Regions from separate parts of the Homo sapiens genome. Here region 1 is linked to region 2. Evidence: chromatin contacts called from ENCODE Hi-C or POLR2A ChIA-PET data. All regions are on one chromosome and are shown on one strand. The core of a region is the stretch at or near the end of the contact, and the rest is flanking DNA. Distances in the headings are between cores, read along the strand shown.

Region 1 (3,974 bases), core at 538-3,037, 250 kb after region 2:
GGCTACAGTTGGCCCCTACTCCTCAGTGAGAACATCTAGGTCCTCCCTGATTTGGGGTAATAGACCTCTCTTCCACCCTGTGCAACTCCTCCAAAGCAGAACTGCTCCTGGCCCCTTCTCCCGGAGCCCCTCATAAATCAGCACCTACAGTCTTGCCTGCAGATCCTCTGGCCTGGGGACCATGCTGGGCTACAGACCAGTTTCAAACAGACACCACACTGGCCTCCCCATGTTAGTGTCCCCCTCAGCTACCTGCATCTTCATCCACCTTCAGACAAAACCCCATGCAAAATGATGCTGCCCGAAGCCACACATGAGTTTGCCCATTAAGTTTAGATCCTAGCTCATGTCCAGATTAGGACGGAGGTGACATTCTTACCTTCTGGCTAGTTACAAAATTCTTCGAAAGGGAAAATGCAAAAACAATCAGATCCTAAGTGAAATTGTGGAGTGGAAAGACCCGTGTAGCATCTTCTTGCCTTGTATTTTGGGGAAGCTCCTTCCTTAGGGCAAGCATTCAGGGACTATCACTGTGCTCTCTCTTTAGTTCTGAAGTATATGCATGTCAATGAATCCACAACATTGGTTTGATATTCCACATAAAAATGATCAGCAAGGAGGAGTCCATTCTCTTCTTCCAGTGATCCATAGAGTGAGATCAGAAATTTATCAGCCAGATGACATAGGATACAAGATTCTTTTGGATAATATGTGTAATGAAAATGCAAACAAATTTATGAAAGAGTTCTGTGAGCTACTTCATAGTCTGATTGACTCATACACTTGACAAGGTGAGGGGGCCCTCTCCAGACAAGGTGGGCCACAAAGAGCTTGGCCTCTGGACTCAAGTCTTGGTCCGCCATCTGCCTTACTATCTGGGTAATCTTGGCCAATTCGCTTCGCTTCTCTGAATCTCTGTTTTCTCACCTCAAAACTGAAAATTCTTGCTGAATTATTGTAAGAATTCGAGAAGATTTAATAGGCGCTCAGTAAATGTCAGCTTTTGGAGCCACTATTTAGTCTGGAAATAGTCTTTGGAGGGGACTCATATGAACCATATGCATAGCACCACCTCCATGTCTGTCTTTGAAACATACCCCACTGTCTCTTTCTCTCACACACACGTGCGCACACACACAGTTAAGGCTATGGGTCCCGACTGCCAGGGTTTGAGTCCTGGTCCTACATCCTTCTCCCTGTGTGACCCTGGCCACCTTACTGAACTTGTGGGTGTCCTTTTCCCTCATCTATTAAATGGGGACTTTTATGGGTGGTATGAAGATCAAATAAGTGAATACATTTAAACCACTAGAACAGTGTCTAGTATATAAAAGAGTGTGCATGGGTCAAGTATTATTATTACTATCCATTCTTCATGATTCTTCTGGGAATTAAAAACCAACAAACCTCTAACTATCAGTGAGAATCCTGAATTCTCATCTTTCCCGCTGACCTTCATTCTGTAACCTCGAATGCATCTCTTTCTTCCATTCACACATCTGCTTTCTCTTCCAGAACAGCTGGTACAAGTGGATCTGCTCGGCACCTATAACCTAATTACCTCTCAGGCTCACACAAGTCTCTGGCCGCTAAGCGAATGATCTCCCAAAGGGATTATTCTCAAGCAGCACAGAAACTGTCCCTATGCCTCAGGTGGCCCCAGAACTCTTTCGTACTAGAGACTTATCTGTTAATAAAGTTAACAAAGGAAAGTGGCCTTCCAAGAATGTTTGTTTGGGCCACTACCTGGAAGAAATAACACTTGACCATGAGAGACTTGGCTGAGCAGTGCTGGGTCAGCTTAACCAAAGAAGACCAGCCATCACCCACGGCAAGAGCAGCTCTGACTTGGACCCACTGTTCCCCCAGCCTGTTAGCAGCCTGTGAACAATCTTTAAGTGACCCCTGGCCCTGTCACATCTCCATTCAACAGGGTTCTTGGGGAGGATGTGTGGACCGAGAACAGTGCCCACCCACACCACCTGTAAGTGTGGCCACGGCAGCCAGCCAGCATGGATGCTAAGTAACAAGTGGTATTGGGGCACAGATGTGGCGGGAGCGCTTTGGGGCAAAGAAAGAGGTGCTGTGAGTGAGGACAGAAAGGAAGGGGAAAAAAAAGCCTCATGGGTTAGAGCGCCTCTCACCTTTGGCTCTTCTTCAGAAGACTGGTAAAAGAAAACAAGAAGAGAAATTGGTTTCCCTGACTTCTCTAAAGCAAGCGTTCTTCAGAAAAGAGAATCGATCAGCCTGGTTAAAGTGGATAAACTATGTGATGTCCATCCAGAGAGGTGTCTATTAATGGCTGTAAAATGGAAAGATGAATCAATGGGACCGATTAATATTTATGAAGAGTTGAACTAGGCAGAGTGAAAAAGCCTTGTATATTGGATAAGAAAGGAAAAGCATTGCACACCATAGGATGCGTTTGTTTGGCTAAGGTTTCTGTTTTGATCACTGGGTAATTGTATAGAGCAGGGGCGTATGGTAGAGAAAGAAAATCTATATCTAGAAGTTATTGACTTTATGTACAAAAGCACTGGTTGGTGCCTATTTTTGAGGACCACTCCATCTTAAAAATAACTTTGGTTTTGTACGGCCTAGTTGTGGTGGAAAAGGAGCTCCAAAGAGTAAGCAAGTTTCCTACAAAAAGAATCCAAGCTGTTGAAACTACAATTAAGAAATGCAAAGAGTTACTAATTTTACTACTTAGAGGAAAGGAAATTCACAAGCAGGAAAGAAACTGTGGATCAGGGCAAGTTGTAACTCTAGAGGTTCAGAGATAGGAGCTCTAATTACACCAGGGCAAGGGAGTACTGTTTGGGGAAATTTCTGAAACATGAAATAGGAAAGCTGAGGGTCAAAATGATATTGTGATGTGAATAAATAGAGAAGACATGTTTGCATGGAGCTCAGCTGGGTAATCATGGAAAGAAGGAGGGGCGAAGGAGGAAACTGAAAATCGAAATAAAGAACAGAAGCACAGACCATGAAATATGCCAAATATAGTGTGCAAATACTCAGAAGGCATGGAAAGATAAGTTAGAAGCCAAAACTCAGTTATCACTATCGTGTGAAGGAACAATAAAACTCTTAGCAAAAACAAATGACTTAGCATGAGACCAATACTGCTTTCCTTAGGTAGCTTGGTCCAGAGGGAAAAGGCTGATATCACTCCCTATCAAGGGTTTTTAGACGGTTTAAGTGAGCTCTGCAAGTGGGAGACACGGTGATGATTATTGACAGTTGCTATCTTTCAAGGGGGAGAAGCAAACTGATGTTACACATTAGAATTAGTTAGCACCACCGAACACAGGTTACAAAAATACTGGGAGGAATTCTCTCTCCTGAGCACATTACGCAATATTTGCAAATGTGTGCAGGTAAGTGTTGACTCTCTCATCATGCTGGACCTGGAAATGGTTCTCAGCAAATCATGGCATGATTTCTTTTTCAAAGTTGGGTACACGAATATTATCGTAACCAGCTAAGAGCAGGGAGACGTGGCATGGGAGACTAACAGATAGTGCAGCTTTTAAGAGAAGACGTAGAAATCAATCTAGTAACAAATATTTATTAAGCATTGGAGTGTGCTAGGCACCAAGAGAAAAGAAACCTCCACAGCTGATAAAGCCTTTCAAAATAATGTCCTCAGTTAATTTGCACATTTCCATGAGGTAGGTGTTGTTAGCCATTTCCGTTAATGAGAAAAAAAAAAATGAGATTCAGAAAGGTTAATTAAATTGGAGATCTCCTGATTTTTTAGTTTTATATCCTTCCCGTGTCCTTTCCAGGCTTATATTCTGGTCCTATCACTTCTCAGCTGAGTTACTTCAACAAGTTATTTATTCTCTGTGTTCCCAGCTGTCAAAATGAAAATGCCAGTACCCACCTGGTAAGGAGTGAGAGAACATTTATAAAAATGCTCGGCTGGGTACCTGACACATAGGAGGTCCTCAGTAAATTTGTTTTCTCCC
Region 2 (3,834 bases), core at 141-2,640:
CTTGATGTGTGAAGGCATCCTTCAGAATTCTAAGAGAAATCTCTTTCTCAGTGCAGCCTGCCTTTTGCAAATCAAAAGTGCTTTGGTTTTCAGACTATTTATTGTTTCCGCTAGAGATAGACAAAGCCTACTTGAAAGCTGGGAAATGAAGAACCTGAAGTTGGTGTGCACAGTGGGTAGGAAGTGATCCTGCCACCTTGGGGGCTGGGCTCAGGCGGGTTTGTCACCAGCAGTCCTAGGGCCACCATTCATCTCAGGCTTCATAAATGTGTTCATAAATGTGAACAGACTTGGTAAATGCGACAATCTCTGAGCAGTAGTGTTCTGAGGAAGGGGAACGTTTTTCTGAATTTGCGAACAAGCCGGTGGGGGTCTTTGACAATGGGTACAAGGAAGTAGAGGAGACAGCAACCTTTTAATGCCTATTGACATCCCACTATAATGAAGCAACATGGGGACACAAAGGCAGGGAGAAGGATGGGGTTGCAGTTGTTGCAGAGTCAGGCAAGGTTGCCACAGGGAGGGAGGGACTGGAATTGGGCTTCGATGAGGCGTTGAATGGGCAGATCAGAGGGAGAGGCATTTTAAATAAGGTGATGGTGGGGACACAGGTATGAGGGACGGACATTCATGGAGTGGCAGGGGACAGCCTGATGGTGTTGAGGGTTGGTGTTAGAGAATAAGAGAAGAGTGAGTTGGTAGATTTGGGTCCTTGAAGGTCAGACTGAGAGGTGGTTCAGTGAGCAGTGAAGGACCCCGGAGGAGGACAGCAGCCTTCCAGAGGGAGGCGGAGGGCAGAGTAGAGGTGAGGTGGAGGGCAGAGTACAGGTGAGGTGACAGAGACCCGGACGGAGGCTGGAGAGGAGGCCCTTCTGGGCTGAGGCCAGGCTGGGTGGAGGGCAGTGGGTGTGAGAAGGAGGAGGTCAGAATGAGGAGACATTCAGAAGGGGAATCAACCGGACTCTGGGGCTCCTTGGAGACAATGAGTCTTCACATCTGTGTGGCTGGAAGCTGATCAGACTTCACCAGGAAGGGGGGCCGTGGAGGAGACCCTGTTGGGGATGCATCGGTGGGACTTTAAGGGTGCAGTGTCCAGTAGGCAGCTGGCTTCGGGAACCTGGAGACTGCAGCAGAGTCAGTGCTGTGTGCCCGCCCAGGGGCTGTTTGTGCAGGGCGACCCGGGCCCGAGGTGAGGCCTCAGGGGACAGAGGCACCTGGAGAGAAGTGTGGAGCAGGTGTGACCTGGGAAAGCCCGTGGCGGGGGCCACTCCACGCAAGAGCAAAAGAGCTTTGGAAAGGAAGCATTGCAGTGGTCATATGTGCCGCTCTGCACTTGTTCAATGGGCTGGTGATTCCTCATTGTTCTGTGATGTTGGTTTCAGTTTTGTAATGAGTTTTCATGAAAATAACGAGCACAATGAAAGCCCACATCCCTCTCAAAGTAGCGGAATGGAAAATAGAACTCTGAAGAACCAGCTCTCTTGACGTTCTGAGGCCCAGACATTTCTCTCAGGGTTGTAGAACAACCTTGAACCTGCGTGTCTCCCTGACCCCACCGGACACCTGCCCCGGACCTTCCTAACGTCTAGGGGGTGACGCACCTGAGTGGAGATTCTCCATGCAGCACCAGGGATTTCTGCCATCGTGGACTTTTTAACAGGTGTTCTCAGGATGAGGACTTTTGGGGTGCACCCCCCACCGGCAGCAGTTGCGTTTCTGGGCTTGAGATTCAAGGCATGACTGAGCAGGTGGGGGATGATGCTATGCATTTTTTGGCATGAGGTCTCTTTCAAGTAAATGAAGAGGCCATTTCAGAAACACTGCAGAGAGAGAAATGTGAGCACACATTTTCTGCTCTGGCCACCATGATTCTTTTGCATCTCGTCACCATTTCCCTGCACTTATGCCACCCCCTTCCCCAAGCTCCAGGGCCCACTAACTGTGAGAACAACGAAAAGCATTAGCTATGGACTCAGCATGCTTCCTCCCCGAGAGCTCCCGACAGCCAGCAGAAATCAATAAATTAGGATAAAGAAAATGACATTTAGCTTTGTCTGGGCTCTCCTGTCTGTATGATTTTGCAGGCTTGGTGTGGAATGAAAATTCTGTTTCCTCTGCTCCCCTCCCCTAAACCTACAGACTGGTCTTCCTGCTTCCCTATGAGTGCCTGCTTCAACCCAGACAGTTCTGACACTTTGACTTACTGATCAACTTTTTTTTTTTTTCTTAAACCACAGTTTAAAAAAAGTCAAACACACACAGTCACGGGAAACAAAAACACACAAAACAACAAACCCTGTTTAAGAGCTGAGTAAGCACTAAGGCATGCATTCCCTCCAAGAGCAAGGGCCAGGATGAGAATTCTCGGTTCAGCTGACTAACGCAGCTCACATTTTAATAGTCTGCAGCTCTTTCTAAGCTGTTAACACTTTACTGTCTTAGAGGATGTTTGGGCTGAATACCTCCCATAGTTCTTCCACTGAGACATACCTTCTCCATGGTAGAGAAAAGCAAACAGGAGTGTTGTAGAGAAAGATGAGTCAGGGGCCAAGTGGGTTGGTGCCAAGACAAAGCAGGAACAAACCAGTGTTCTGGTGCCTTCCGAAAGGTATGTGTTTAGCTCCCACTGATAAGTGAGAACATGATATATTTGGTTTTCTGTTCCTGCATTAATTCGCTTAGGTTAATGGCCTCCAGCCACATCCATGTTGCTGCAAAAGACCTGATTTCATTCTTTTTTATGGCTGTGTAGTATTCCACGGTGTATATGAACCACATCTTTATCCAATTCACCATTGATGGGAAACTGGGTTGATTCTGTGTTTTTGCTATCATGAATAAAGATGGGAACAATAGTCACCGGGGACTACTAGACCAGGGACAGGGGAGGAGGGGCAAGGGCTGAAAAACTACCTGTTGGGTGCTATGCCCATTACCTGGGTGCCAATCGTACCCCAAAGCTCAGAATCATGCTATATACCTTGTAACAAACCTGCACAGGTACTCCCTGACTCTAAAATAAAAGTTGAAAAAGAAAAGGAAAAAAGGAAATGTATGTATGTGTCTTCTACACTTGACTGGTCAGCCAGGGCTGTCCTGTCCAAGCCTCTGTTCTCATCTCTCTCTTCACCCTGACGGCCACGACACGTCCAGAGCTGAAGAACAAAGTGTGCTTGAGGTCGTCTTGAGCGCAGGTTCCAAGATGATTGTTAACACACACAAAGCCTTCCGGACCCCAGCAGAAGGGTGACATTTTCTTCTGGTAGAGTTTGTAATTTAAGATAAGGCAATAGAGCCCGAAGCTGGCAGTGTGGTGTGCACGCCAGCCACATAGCAGCCTCACTTCTCGAGAGGAATCACAGTTTCTGTTTCTAGGTCTCTGGATTTGTACAGCCCAGGCCAGACACTGTGAGGATGCTGGATGGAAGTCTCTGTATAAGGGGCCGGTCCCGGAAATGAGTCCGTCATGTCTGTAGAGAGGTCACCAACAGCTGCCGGATATTGTGCTGCCTCTTCTGGTGGCACACATTTGCTTGGAGGAAAATGCACACTTATTTTAATATTAGATAAAGAGGAGGAGTTCTTCTCCACCAGTGAGCCCGACTCCAGAGAGTTTCTGGAGCCTTGAGGATGCATTTGTTGAGCACTTAGCAAGGGGCTGTGTGCTGTTGGCAGTGGACAAGGCCAAGGGCCTTGAGGCCTCTACTACCTAGGGCAAGGCCAGCAGATGTCTTCTGCAAAGAGCCTGATAGTAAATGGCATGGCTGTGTTCTAATAAAACTTTATTTACAAAAACAGCTGCTGGCCAGATTTGGCCCATTTGTTTGCTGCCCA

Evidence for each region. Hi-C counts contacts between places; a loop is a spot of excess contacts on that map. ChIA-PET counts read pairs that join two places held with the same protein, here RNA polymerase II (POLR2A). Pooled maps may share reads with other maps.
Region 1: a map with no recorded cell type shows a loop between it and region 2 (5-fold over the local background). The contact joins two enhancer-like sites. A Hi-C loop is called at or near these places in 1 of 168 maps with a recorded cell type or tissue (esophagus muscularis mucosa), 1 of 37 single-sample maps with no recorded cell type and 2 of 50 pooled maps. POLR2A ChIA-PET finds 5 or more read pairs at or near these places in 1 of 52 experiments (PC-9).

Annotation. Positions count from the first base shown.
Region 1 is chr1:234,670,532-234,674,505 of GRCh38, reverse strand. It overlaps LOC124904555 (a long non-coding RNA gene), which reads left to right. Exons shown (of 2, transcript XR_007066952.1): 2 at 1,516-3,104. Among named protein-coding and RNA genes, the nearest start is that of LINC00184, 43 kb to the right of the region's middle. Within about 2 kb of position 1,787, at least 3 of the 41 ENCODE cell types and tissues checked have a DNase peak (open chromatin) inside an H3K27ac peak, as active enhancers do.
Region 2 is chr1:234,924,552-234,928,385 of GRCh38, reverse strand. No RefSeq gene overlaps it. Among named protein-coding and RNA genes, the nearest start is that of LINC02971, 31 kb to the left of the region's middle. RefSeq lists enhancers at 797-886, 1,647-1,726. Within about 2 kb of position 1,390, at least 25 of the 41 ENCODE cell types and tissues checked have a DNase peak (open chromatin) inside an H3K27ac peak, as active enhancers do.